4 separate regions of the Mus musculus genome follow, and regions 1, 3 and 4 are each linked to region 2. Evidence: chromatin loops called from intact Hi-C (ENCODE). Cell type or tissue: gastrocnemius. All regions are shown on one strand. Each heading gives the region's core, and the rest is flanking DNA. Links, peaks and the distances in the headings are about the cores only. Region 1 overlaps Psme3ip1 (proteasome activator subunit 3 interacting protein 1). Region 2 overlaps Nlrc5 (NLR family, CARD domain containing 5). Region 3 overlaps Pllp (plasma membrane proteolipid). Region 4 has its middle 4.0 kb from the start of Ccl17.

What was found. A loop is a pair of places that touch in the nucleus more often than their neighbours do. Peaks named below come from ENCODE experiments on the same cell type or tissue, not always from the same donor. Only the 100,000 strongest peaks of a DNase experiment are listed, where the experiment ranks them.
Region 1: it touches region 2 in a loop (8-fold over the local background); 20 of 42 quality-filtered maps call a loop at or near these places.
Region 3: it touches region 2 in a loop (2.1-fold over the local background); 9 of 42 quality-filtered maps call a loop at or near these places.
Region 4: it touches region 2 in a loop (4-fold over the local background); 10 of 42 quality-filtered maps call a loop at or near these places.

The regions. Positions count from the first base shown.
Region 1 is chr8:94,583,051-94,586,379 of GRCm38, reverse strand. All of the region lies in intron 5 of Psme3ip1 (proteasome activator subunit 3 interacting protein 1), which reads left to right. Among named protein-coding and RNA genes, the nearest start is that of Psme3ip1, 17 kb to the left of the region's middle. In gastrocnemius, for the core only: a CTCF peak has its summit at 1,726 (motif pointing right); a DNase peak (open chromatin) is centred at 1,748; H3K27ac peaks cover 1,119 bases.
Region 2 is chr8:94,526,430-94,529,758 of GRCm38, reverse strand. It overlaps Nlrc5 (NLR family, CARD domain containing 5), which reads right to left. Exons shown (of 49, transcript NM_001033207.3): 49 at 2,487-3,329. Among named protein-coding and RNA genes, the nearest start is that of Cpne2, 4.9 kb to the left of the region's middle. In gastrocnemius, for the core only: a CTCF peak has its summit at 1,390; a DNase peak (open chromatin) is centred at 1,336; H3K27ac peaks cover 592 bases.
Region 3 is chr8:94,678,994-94,682,322 of GRCm38, reverse strand. Pllp (plasma membrane proteolipid) reads left to right here. Exons shown (of 4, transcript NM_026385.4): 2 at 2,805-2,978. Among named protein-coding and RNA genes, the nearest start is that of Arl2bp, 14 kb to the right of the region's middle. In gastrocnemius, for the core only: a CTCF peak has its summit at 1,682 (motif pointing right); no DNase peak of the experiment used is centred there; H3K27ac peaks cover 567 bases.
Region 4 is chr8:94,812,774-94,816,102 of GRCm38, reverse strand. No RefSeq gene overlaps it. Among named protein-coding and RNA genes, the nearest start is that of Ccl17, 4.0 kb to the right of the region's middle. In gastrocnemius, for the core only: a CTCF peak has its summit at 1,380 (motif pointing left); a DNase peak (open chromatin) is centred at 1,344.

The sequences.
Region 1 (3,329 bases), core at 589-3,088, 56 kb before region 2:
CCCTGTCTCCTCTACTCTGCCTTAGCCAAAAGTACGTACGAAGCGTTCTCCAAACCTCTCTAAATCTTGTTGTCTTTCTCATCACTCTAGACTTTCTTCTGTATTGCTAGGGTTACTACTAATTGGTTTCCATTTCTCTTTGCCCTAACAATCTGTTCTTTGGGCATAATGGGAAATTGTAAAAGTTATCTGGCAGCATGTAACTTTGAAATACTCCAGTGATTTTTTTTCCTCCCTGTGGCAGTTAGTCTAAAGTAGACCTCTTTTTGAGACAAGATCTCACTGTTTAGCTCTGACTAGACTAGAACTCACTTTGTAGACCAGGCTAGCCTTGAAATCAGAGAGATCACCTTCCTCTGCCTCCTGAGTGCTGGGACTAAAGATGTGCACCACCATGCCTGGCTCAAGTCTGCATTCGTTCATCAGTCTCTGCAGAGCTCTGCATGACTTATGATAAATCTCCTGGCCTGGTGTTCTGTAGCCACTCTTCCTGACGTTTACTCTACTCTAGCCTCTGCCCTCCTTGCACATCAAATGGATTCTATTGCAAGGCCTCAAATTCATGGTTTCCTCAACCTGAAATGCCCTTCCCTCAGATTTCCCAAGGCTAGCATTTCATGGCTTAGGACTCAGCTCTGTATGCCTTTCCTCAAGCACTTTGTATGGTTGCAGCTTCTGATTGCTGTACCATTACATCCTGTTTACCACCAAATGGTATTACATGTAGTGTTATCTGGGAATTTATACATTCTAAGCACGTACTCTATTGAGCTACCCAAGCCCCATCATTTTGTTTTAAATAGGGTACATGTTCATTTGTTTGCCTGGCTCTTTTTATCTCTTTACTGCTAAGATGTAAAATAAGTTCTGTAACAACCAGAATGACTGAATTTTTTTTTCCTGGTGCCTGGAATATTGTAAATTCTCAATAAATATATAAATAAATGAGTATATAGCCCACAGGAGCTATTGATAGTCCATCCTAACTTTTACCCATCTACAAGGAAGCCTATTTGGATATTTTAAGCTTTGTAAGTTGAGTAAACTCACTGTTCTGTTTGAACATGCTTCATCAGTGAATTGGTAATTGATGGTAGGACAGTCAGTGTGCATCCTGGCTGGCTTGGAATTTACTATGTAGACAAGGTTAGACTCAGGGACAGAGGTCCACCTGCCTCTTTCTCCCCAGAGCTTAGATTAAAGGTGTCTGTCACTATGGCTGGTTTGATAGTAGGATTTTCTGTTTGTACTAGCTAGTATTTTCCTGCAGAGTGTATATACAGTAGGTCCACTAAACAGTAGTGTGGGCAGCAGTGTGGCCAGATACTCTGTGCCTTAGTGACAAAGTTATAAGTAGAAACTGCAATGTACTAATGACTTTGACATTTTTTACTAGGAAAATTAAGTCTCTTGTTTCAACCCCCCTCCTACCCTCTCACCATCCCAATAAAAAGGAGCGTTTGGGGCTGACAAGATGATGACTTGAATTTGATCTCTGGGACCCATATGGTAAAATAGAGAACTGACTCCTGCAAGGGGCCGTCTTACCTCTGTACACTTGTGGGAAACATGCATCCCTGAGTGTGTGTTTACATGTAATTTTAAGAAAATGAAGATTGAGGGGTGGCAAGGTGGTTCAGTGGTAAAGACATTTGCCACCCAGCCTGGTGTGTGTGATGAGGTAATCTCTGTTTCTCCATCTTTCAATGGCTTCTTCTTGGGTGTCTTGGGCACTAGATGTCACTGTTGTGCAGTAAGGCACTGCTGCATCCTAACAGCTGTCAGATATTTACCCGCTTAGGAAGTTATGAGGAAGAGCCTAAAACGGAAGGAACATATGCTAGCGGAGAGAACAGCAGGGGTGACAGCCTGTGAGCTGGTGATGACCATGATGTGACAAGTGCCCTGCTTAAGGATTTTCTGCCTTTAGTGGTACTGGGGAGTGAGCCTAGGACCTTACATATGCTAGGCAGCCTCGCTAGCACTGAGCTATATCCTAGCCTTTTTTCTACTTTTTATTGTGAGAAAGGAAAGTTAAAAGCTCTGGGATGGAATGTCAGTCAGAGCTGGGAGCATAAGTACTGGCTGCAGGCTTTGGTTCAAGTGCATGCTGAGAGTTGATGCAAAGTTACCCCTCAGTTTTAGCTGTAAACAATTTTTTTTCTTGGTTTTTTTGAGACAGGGTTTCTCTGTATAGCCCTGGCTGTCCTAGAACTCACTTTGTAGACCAAGCTGGCCTCGAACTCAGAAATCTGCCTGCCTCTGCCTCCCAAGTGCTGGGATTAAAGGCGTACGCCACCACTGCCCTGCTCAGCTACAAACTTAAAACTGACTCTTCTGACCCTCTGCCTTCTGCCCAGAGGACAGCAGAATAACAGGATAGGTTGACACAGCTGTGGCTGGCTTGACCCCTCTATAATCCAGAGTAGGGCTTAACACTCTCAAGTAGCTGGAATATAGACCTTCACCAACAGGTCAAACCTGTCTGTCTCTCTCTGAGCCTCTCTCTGTGTGTGTCTCTGTCTCTGTTTCTCTCTCTGTTTCTCTGTCTCTGTGTCTGTCTGTCTGTCTCACTCTCTGTCTTTGTGTCTATGTATGTCTCTGTCTCTCTCTGTCTCTCTGTGTGTGTGTGTGTGTGTGTGTGTGTGTGAGAGAGAGAGAGAGAGAGAGAGAGAGAGAGAATATGCATGTGGAAAGTTAGAACATTTTATAGGAGTCTTTTCTTCCTTCTACCATGTGTGTTCTGGGGATTGAACTCAAGTATTGTGGCAAGTCCTTTACTCCCTGAACTGTCTTGGCAGTCACATAACAAAGATCTTAAGGAATATAAAGGAAATTGAGAAGTTATTATGACTTCCTTAGAAATAAGTAACTAAGTCTCACCTTTGAAAGGTGAAATGCAGTTTTGCAGAATGTCCTCATGACTGTTGGTGACACTCAGATGAGAACCATAAGCAGCAGCTTGTCCTGCTGGTACAGCACATCAGAACACTTCAGTGAGAAGATCATAAATGCTACAGACATAGAACGGGAGTCCAGAGGCCGTGTTCAAAAGCATAGGCAGGGCTGGGTGCAGGTGCATTCATGAGTGTGAGGCAGCAAATTACTAAGACCTGACCTTCACACATGAACGCAGTGATACACACGTGCCTTCATTCACACACACATGTACACACACACATGTACACACACATACATACATACAGGATCTGGTGCTTTAGATCTAGATCCCAACCATTTGGGAGGCCAAGTCACATTTAAGTTCTGCCGAGGGGCCAATGGATTATATTTGTTGTCCTCTGGATTTACTTTCGCTCTGGAGCATTTCT
Region 2 (3,329 bases), core at 329-2,828:
ACCTAAGCTGCCTGGTGATCGTCCCCAAGCTGACCACTGAGTGGTTTTTTCCTGTAAACTCTGGATGTGTTCTTTTTTGTGTGGTCAAAACAGAACCTAGATGGAGTACAGGAACGTTTCATATGGGGAGGGGGGTTCTTGTCTGCAGAACACCCAGACCTGCAGGCTACTTTGATCCCCAGCCTAGGACAACCCCAGGGTCTCTTTTGGCTCCTTGGAAATGCAGAATGCCAGCCCCAGGAGGCTCAGGCTTGCTGAAGCAGAACTCCGACATACATCACATGTGGAGGTTTTTATAGCTGGGCATTTATAGGGAGCTTCTTCATCAGTTCCCCAAGGTGGTTTGGAACAGCGGCTTCTGGACAGCTGTGCTAGGGAACAGAACGGACAAAGCAGTGGAGGGGGGCTTCGGGTCTGAGAGAGAAATGGTAACTACAGTTCCATCGGGAAGATGGACATTTGTGCCATCTTCGACCCTCTCCGATGATGAGCAAGTGACAGGGACCACGAGCTTCTCCCAACCCTGAGGGAGGACTTAGGTGCTCCCAGGCCAGGCCACATCCTGACCCCCGAGAAGGACCTGACACTTCTCATTGGTACCAGCGATGGGATTTCATTTGCTTCTCTCTGTATTTTTAAAAGGAGTCTACTCCCAGAGGAAGCCATCCTTGACACTGGGCCCTACTTGCTTTAGATGAAAACCTGCCAAGGTTCCCAAGCAGGTAGGCGGCAGGAAAGGAAGTTTCTCTAGGAAAAGAACAAGGAGTTGGCACACTGACGTGAGGTGGGCCTAGCCAGCTCGGAATTTGCCAGTCAGCCTGTGGTGTGTTTTGGGGCCAAATAGTGTTTCTTGGAAGTTAGAACTTAGGCAGAGTTAGAGAAAGCCTAATGAAAAACAACAGGCTACAAAGGAAGGACTGTCTCTGTGTTCTAGGCTCCCTGTCCTCGGAGACTACTCTGTGCACATCACTCGGTGCTTGGTTCTTTTTTCAAATTTAACTATCCTGTCTTCAGTCTGGCCAAGACAGGAGTCAGAACAACTCCTGCAAGTCAACCTGGCAATTTCCTAGAAAAAGGAAACAGAATTGGACCTGGGATTTCTTGGTAAACTTCTTGGATCCTCTACCTGCTAACTTCCTGCCCGTGTTTGCCAGGTCTGCCCCTATTCTGGCCTGATAAGAGTGTCCTGGTATGACACTTGTGTTTGGCACTTGGCCGGAGGACTTTCTCCTCGTGCTTGGTGGGATGCCAGAGACAATGCAGAGGGCCAAAAAGGTCAGAACCAAGTCATCCTGGTGAGCCACAAGTATGCTTTGACATACCAAGCGCCTAGCCATAAATGGCCTTCTTTCTCCTTAGTTCTACTGGGAAATTACTGGTGGGCCAACCTGCCCTCTAGTGACACTGAGCCATAACTGCACTCTACTGGCTTGGCTTTTCACAATGTGGGAGGAGGAAGAGGAGGAGGAGGAGGAGGTGCCATTCTATCACTTGGGGGCATCTCTGCATCCTTTATGATACTCAACCCTGAGAAATAAAGGGAGATAGAATATAATCATCACTTATTTGTAGCAGGAACTTTCTTCACCTTGCTTTTCTGACCTCACTAGTTATCTTGTGTCTGTATATGTGCATATATATATATGTGTGTGTGTGTGTATGTATATATATGTGTGTGTGTATATATAAATATATGCACATATACAGACATGTATATATATGTATATGTGTGTGTATATATATGTGTATATATATATGTGTGTGTGTGTGTGTGTGTGTGTGTGTGTGTGTATTGGAGAGAGAGAGAATGTGTGCACGTACGCACATAGTGCACATAGCAGAGGTCCAAGTTACATTTTCAGCCATGTTCAAAATGTGCCACACTCTTGGTCAGGCAAAAAGCAAAGAAGGGTAGTTGGTGTTGTTTCAGGATGATAAGGGAGGGACTGTAGCAACCTGAGGGATGTGTGCCCCAGCTAAAGGTCACATCTGTGTGGCCCCATCAGAGTGGCTTTGCTCCTCCAAGTGGAAGGGCTTGACTGGCTCCCTGCACCCCCACCCCATAGTGTCTCTCATAGACCAGGCTGGCCTGGAATTTGAAATGTAGCAAAGAGAGACCTTGAACTTTGATTCTCCTCCCTCTATGGCCCATGTTCTATATGCATATGCTACCGTGCCTGGCTTTGAGCTATCTCTGGGGAAGTCAGAGTTGAGATATTTTATGTACAAGTTCCCAAATTGAAAACACTGATCAATTCATAAAAGTTTTAAGTATTATGTAAGTCAAGCAAAGCCGTTTCTACCACCTGAGCTTTGATAGCAGCCTCATGCGGCAGGTGAGGTATGGTGAGTTGCTCGTGGTCACGTGACCAGCAACTTCCACCCATTGCCCTTGCTAGTTCACTTCTGTCTGACTCTACAGTTTTCCAGTCCACAGTACACTTCAGACCTCGGAGAAGCAGGAAACTTACAAGATACCAGCTACAGGCGTTTACATCAGACACCAGTTACATCTGCGTTTATTGATCATTTGATATGGAGTGTTGTGAGTTTAGCCTTTGGAAGTTGCAAAACAAAGCAAAACACCATGGAGTTTCAAGTGGTTTCTGAATCCTGCTGAGGTAGTGGGTAGGCTAGACCTAGTGGTCTTGCCTATTATCCTGGAAGTACTTATCCCTAAACCTGTAGCTCGGCTTTGTCCCTTAAACCAGGAAAGAAGAGATGAGTGCGAACTCTCCCAAGGTCAGGTTAACTCCTAAGCCTGGGCTGGAAGTCCTTGGAAGAACACGATTAACAGAAGAGAGACTTGAGGCTCTGGCAGGAGGGGACTTCATGCTAAGTCCTTGGCATGTCCCAGACCCCGGACCATTGGGCCACTCAATTCTTAACTCCCTCTCCTAGCACAAGACAAAAAGTTTCTCCAGAAGGTGCTTATAAATACTTAAAAAAAAAAAAAGCACCGAGCATTGAGCTTAGGGCTTTACACATGCTAGGAAGCACTCTAGCATTGAGCCATATCCCCAGCCCTTTCTGACCTTTTGAGACAGGATCTTACTAAATTACCTAGATTGACCTTGAACTTGCGATCTGTCTGCCTCAGATTCCTGAACAGCTAAAAGGCTGTTCATATAACATAGCCTATACCATTAGCCTAACTTCATGTTTTTTAAAATAATAATAAATTAGGTCTTGGACTTATCTGTGGTCCCCTGTCAAGTTGTGTGTCATGTGATATGGACATCATGTCATAAGTGGATTCCTGATCATGTGTATTTCCAATTACAGTGCTAAGAGGCTATGACCAGGTGTCATGCCACAAGTTCCATGTA
Region 3 (3,329 bases), core at 454-2,953, 150 kb before region 2:
GACCTCACGGAACTCTGGGGTTTCGTGGCCTTTCTAGTATGTCTCTTTTGGCACGGTGATTTGGGGTGGGGAGTAAAGGGTGTGTCAGGACCATGTGTGGTGCCACATGCCTGTGGTGTAGAACTTGAGGAGCAGGGTGTGAGTTCAAGGTCAGGTTGGACTGATGAGACCATGCCAAGAAAGAGGGAGAGGAGTGAGGAGGGAAGGAGAGAGGGAGGGTAGGGGAAAGTGTGTGTGTGTGTGTTGTGCATGTATAGGCATGGGCATGCCAGAGTGCTCATATGGAGGTTGGAGGACAATTTTCAGGAGTCCCCTCCTGCCACGTAGGTTCTAGAGATCTAACTCAGGTCATCAGACTTTGTGGCAAGGTCTTCACCTACTGAGCCACCTCTCCCTGGCCACTGAGTTGTAATGAAATGAGGGTTTGCTCCCAGTTTGGCATGTGACCACAGTCTAGGAAGGCCCTGCTACACAGCCCCATCTTTGTCACTGTAAAGTGGGCATGGAGACAAACCCTGGGCATGCTTGTGAGGGTCAGAGGCAAGAGCAGATGGAGGGGTGCTATGTGACATGGGTGTCTGGGGCTCACCTTAGCTGGGGAGTGCAGATACAGAGAGAGCCTGCTTTGGCCAGGGCATTGCTGGGCTCCTAGGCCTGCTCAGCTACAGGGTCCCTGTCCTTACACTGCAAGTGTGTATTCCAAAACAAAGAAACTTCCTTGTAGTGGGGTGGTTTGAGAGAAGGGGGCTGGAGGAGCCCCAGCTCTGGGTCATGAGCCCTCTGGTGAGGATTTCTCTTTAGATCCCAGGGAACTTGCCAATGTCCTGTGAGCAGAGTGGGTAGGCCAGGAGATGGGGACTTGTTTCCAAAGATCAGTATCCCGAGGCCAGCTCAGCTCCTAAGATCTGACTGAAAGTGGTCTCACCCTTGGACTGGGGCTACCGGCTTCCATGCTATGCAGGCAGAGGGTGGAACAGTCCTTCTGGTTCTAGCAATGGAGGCTTTCTCCAGAGCCACAGTAGACTTCTACACCCATGGTGGCTGGTAGAGTTCCAGATGAGAGGAGAGTGGGTATCCCCCAACCTAGACAGAGATCCTTGGCCAGCAAAGAAGAGGCTGGGGAGGCCCAGGACAGTCACGGGGTTGTACTATCCCTGGGTCTTCCCCAGGGTCTTTGGGCTATGCTCCTACAAGAAGTCTATGGGTAGAACCATCTGAGTTTGGTGCTTTGTGGCAGGACTCGAGGGGGGAGAAATTTACATAAGGCTGACCGTCACTCTCAAGTATAAAACTGAGCTTTGAGTAGCTGTCTCAGGTGGGTGTGGTCCCTGCACTGTTACGAATGAGGTAAGGAAGCACTGCGCAGTTGTGCAGGTGGAAGAGGAACGGGTTTTAAACAAAGCCCATGCTTTTAGGTTCTACACACTCAGTCGGGGATGTGGGGGTACCTGGCTACTCTACCCACCAAGCTTCCTGGCGTGGCTTACCATCCCACTGGCTCTTCTCTTCCACTCTGGGTTCTGGAGGGAGGGGCCGCCTCAAGTTGTCAGGCTTTCCAGCTTAGGCAATAAGTCCTGTTACCTGCTGAGCCATCTTGAAACGCTCCCCTTTCTGTCTATCTATCTATTTATTTATCTATTAAGGATTTACTTATTTTACATATGAGTACACTGTTGCTATCTTCAGACGCACCAGAAGAGGGCACCAGATCCCCATTACAGATGGTTGTGAGCCACCATGTGGTTGCTGGGAATTGAACTCAGGGTCTCTGGAAGAGCAGCCAGTCTTAACCACTGAGCCATCTCTCCACTACTCCCCCCACCCCTTTTTTTGAGACAGAGTTTTGTTTTGAAACAGGGGCTCATGTGGGCAAGACTGGCCTATGACTCATGTTTGCCTTGAACTCATTCGTAAGTCTCTTTTTTCCTCCAGTGTTGGGATTACAAGTATTAGCCTCCCTGACTGGCTTCTAGCATTTTTTTTTTTTCTGCACCTGTGGCAAAGTCAAGCCCCTGGAATGCTGTGGGCAGTTCTGGTATGAGGAGCATATACTCTATGAGAGAGATACCGTTCCTACCTTGGGTGGTACTATCTGGGGACCTGGGTGTCTCAGTTAGGGTTTTATTGCTGTGAACAGACACCATGACCAAGGCAAGTCTTATAAAGGACAACATTTAATTGGGGCTGACATACAGGTTCAAAGGTTCAGTCCAGTATCGTCAAGGCAAGAACGGAGGCGAATCCAGTCAGGCATGGTGCAGGAGGAGCGGAGAGTTCATCTTCATCTGAAGGCTGCTAGCAGATGACTGACTTCAAGGCAGCTAGAATGTGAGACTTATAACCTACACCCACAATGACACCCTACCCAGCAGGGCCATACCTTCTAATCCTGTCACTCCTTGGGCCCAGCATATACAAACCGTCACACCGGGGAAGAGCCTTTTGTCACACAGCATGATGGGAATTGAAAGGGGGAAGAGTGGCCAGACAAGATGCCCAGCACAGATGTAAACAACAGGAGTCAAGATTTCTTTGAAGAAGCTGTTTTTAATTGTACGTGCGTGTGACCATGTTCCATGCCACAGTGAACACAGAAAGGCTGGAGGACAACCGCTGGTCGTCACTTTTCTCCTTACACCTGAGTTCCAGAATTGAATTCCGGTTGTCAGGCTTGTGACAAACATTTTACCCTCTTAGCCATCTTGCCAGCCTAAACTTTTTGAGTTAACAAGAAAGGGGGCCAAGGCCCGAGCCTCCGGCTGGAGCTGTTCAGCTCTGAGAAACTCCCCCTTATTTTTCCACAGGCACTGGGGCTGCTGGTGTGGGCCCTGATTGCTGACACCCCATACCATCTGTATCCTGCCTATGGCTGGGTCATGTTTGTCGCTGTCTTCCTCTGGCTGGTGACAATCGTCTTCTTCATCATCTACCTGTTTCAACTGCACATGAAGTTGTACATGGTGCCCTGGCCGTTGGTGGTGAGTTTGGGGCAGGGACTGTGCGGCTCCAGGCTGAGTCCTCTCGTCTGTGAATGGCTAGGACGGGACCTCTTGACCTTCCATAAATGTGAAATGGAGGGCAGGTGGGTGGGTGTGATGCCATCCTCCTGCCTCTTAGCTACATGAGGAGCTGGGGTGGGAAGGTATGTTAATGACGGAAGTGGAGTGTTTGACTTGGTGCTTGGAAGAGACCAGCATCGAGAGGCTATTGACTGACTCTGCAGATATCCTTGGGAATCTTGGGATATTGTTCTTTCTTGAGGGGGATCAGAATTTTGAGCTCGGAGGTCTGGGTTTGTCAGTGCCAGCTGCCTCCATTCTCTCCAGGCC
Region 4 (3,329 bases), core at 269-2,768, 290 kb before region 2:
GGAGGCAGGAGGCAGGAGGCAGGAGGCAGGAGGCAGGAGGCAGGAGGCAGGAGGCAGGAGGCAGGAGGGAGGCAGCAGTCAGATCTCAAGTGTTCCAGGCCAGCCTGGTCCACAGAGTAAGTTCCAGGACAGCCAGAGCTACACAGAAAAATCCTGTCTTGAAAAACAAAAAGAAATGAGCTCTTATAAATATCATTGGTCATTGTGTTTTTATCGAAGCAATAGAAACATGACCATGACAAAGGGTTTCTCAGTATGTTTCCCAGCCTGCTCTTGGGTGCAAGCAATCCTCCTGCCTCTGTCTGCTGAGTGGCTGGAACTACAGGTATGTACCACTGCCCCTGACTTTACACTGTCATTTTTTGTTTCGTTTTGGAGTTAGGCTCTCCCACACTCTAGGTTAGCCTCAGATGCACCGTGTAACAGACGATGGCTCTGGCCTCCACCTCCCAGGTGTGCTGAGGTTTGCTCTGTTGCTGTATTGTAATGCTAAGTTCTATATCCCAAGGTCTAGTTGCCTCAAAATGAGTGAATTCTCACATATGCCAGCTTTTGTTTGCAAACCTTCTTCCTTCGTTTAAAACTGTTGGTTAAATAAAGATGCCTACAGCTTGTAGCTGGGCAGAAGAGTGGTAGGCAGGGCTTTGGTCTTGGGGTCTGAGGAGAGACCACAAGGGTAAGGAGAATGGGGAAGAAGGCAACATGGAGTCGGTAGATCATGAGGGCGTGGCCATGAGGGATGGTCAGTTGGAGTAGGAACGGTCCAAGCAGAACACAGCAAATGATCTCTCAGGATTTTGACAGGAGAAGTAGACAAAATAGCATAGAGAGTTAATATCTGCCCTGTTCTAGTGCTTTAAGGAGTATTATAAATATTTTATTTAGGCACTAAATGATCTCAGATGGGGTAGAAACACCCAATTAATGCTTACTGCAACACAGACAGGCCCATGAATTAAAAGCATAAACCAGCATGCCTAGCTTATAACGATTTTTAAAAACTCACAAAAGTTGGATCACAGAGATACAAACACCACTTGGTATTTGTGGCCTTGTGATAAGTGGATGAGAAACAGTTACAGGCGAAGGAAATAGAAGCCAGTGGACTTCTCGCCCAGTGCTTTTAGCGTTTGCCCAAGCTCCTGGTGTTGGTGGCTCTTCTAGTCCTTGTAACCCACCCACCCCCACCCCTATCTTGCTAACTCTGGTAGTGTATTGGGTTATTTTCTGACCTCTGCTCCCCCAGGGGACCATCTGACCAGCTACAGACATCCCTGTTTAAGGTCTTCCACAGCTCCAATCAGTTAGGACCAGAGTATGTGCAGCTATCATCAATTTTGGACATCTATTACTGTGCCATCACGCCCCCTGGTGGGGTATTGAAGAACTGCCCAATTTCAATTTCCACTTTTTTTTTTAATTGGATATTTTCTTTATTTACATTTCAAATGTTATCCCCTTTTCCAGTCCCCCCCTGAAACTCCCTATTCCATCCTCCCTTCCCCTGCTTCTATAAGGGTTTTCCTCCACCCACCCACCCACCCACTCCCACTTCCCTGCCCTTAGTTCCCCTACACTGGGGGCATCTATCGAGCCTTCATAGGCCCAAGGGCCTCTCCTCCCATTGATGCTTGACAAGGCCATCCTCTGCTACATATGCAGCTGGAACCATGATTGCTTAGTCCCTGGGAGCTCTTGGGGGACTGGGTGGTTGATATTGTTGTTCTCCCTATGGGGTTGCAATCCCCTTTATCTCCTTCAGTTCTTTCTCTAACTCCTCTCTTGGGGACCCCGTGCTCAGTCCAGTGGTTAGCTGTGAGCATCTGTCTCTGTATTTGTAAGGCTCTGGCAGGGCCTCTCAGTAGACAGTCATATCAGGCTCCTTCAATTTCCACATCTTAAAGGGTGTTTCAGTGTTAGGGATCCTCTGAAAATTTATTTCCCTGTAGGTGGTGTTCCTTTAGGAATTCATCCAGCCATGTTGACAAAATATATTATCAAATGTCCACTATATAAATAATTCATTTACTGAGTTAGCTGACCCAAGTTATCAGAGACTGTAAAATAATTGGGGGAATCTAAGCCTCCCTAAGTGACAGGTGACATTTGGCCAAGATTAGGCATGTGTATGTCGGGCTTGGAGTGACTTACAGAAATAGGAAGACCATGGAAGTTCTTGTGGGCGTGGTGGTGTTTTGCATGGAGCAACGAAGGGAAACTGTATTTCAGAAGTGGACAGGGGAGGCGCTTTCAAGACAGAAGAACCAACAGATGCCTTGCATCCCTCTCCACTGTCCATCCCCTTCCCCGTCCCCATTTCTACCCCTCTCTCATTAAGCACGAGAGTCTTCAAGCCACAGTTCCTTAAGGTGCCTCCAGGAATGTGGGGGCTGTCACCACACACACCTTGCACCCTCCTCTTCCTCCTCCTCCTGGCATTTTGTTGCCAGTTGTGGCCCCACACTTTCTCTGTCCAGTGGCCTTGAAATAACCCCTTTACTCTCTCCAGGGCCCACAGGACACCTCTCATGGGTCTCTGCGGCCCTGCTTATCTGAGTTTACCCAACAGATGTCTCTGGAAGGCTTTCTCTGGTAGAGCAAAAAGTGGTGGTGCACGCCTTTAATTCCAGCACTCGGGAGGCAGAGGCAAGCGGATTTCTGAGTTCGAGGCCAGCCTGGCCTACAGAGTGAGTTCCAGGACAGCCAGGGCTATACAGAGAAACCCTGTCTCAAAAAAAAAAAAAAAAAAAAAAAAAAAATACTCCGAGGGCACCTTTCTTCTGGAACACAGGATGCAAGCCTCCAGTAGGGGCTCCCCTTTGCCTCCCCCCTCCCGCCAACCATCCTTTCTCTCTCTAGTCACTGGATTCAGAGGCTTCCCCCCCCCCCCCCCACACACACAAAGACTCTGTAGAAGGAGCCTTGGGACTCAGAATCTTAAGTAGTTGTTGGAGGGACACTCCTGGTGCTCAAGGGAGAGAAGTCTATTGCAGTAGAAGGAACCCTGGGTCCACAGAGAAGCCACTTCAGGGCCACCAGCCTCCTGATTGTTAATGTGGTGTTCTTGGTTCTACCCTATTCGGACACTTAGCATTCGTTCTTCAAGGCAAAAACTGGCCACAAGGTGGCAGCAATAGGTTAAAAAAACAAACCAACAAAAAACCCTCTCAGATAACTCGCTGTTGCAGCCCAGACAGACTGGGAAAAGGAAGACCCTTGCTTGTGCCACAACCTGTCCTAGAAAGAGAGGCATGCTGACTGAGCATGGTTGACCTGGAATACGAGACCTTAGCAGTCCAGCCCCAGCTCTGAGCTAGGCTTGGACACAG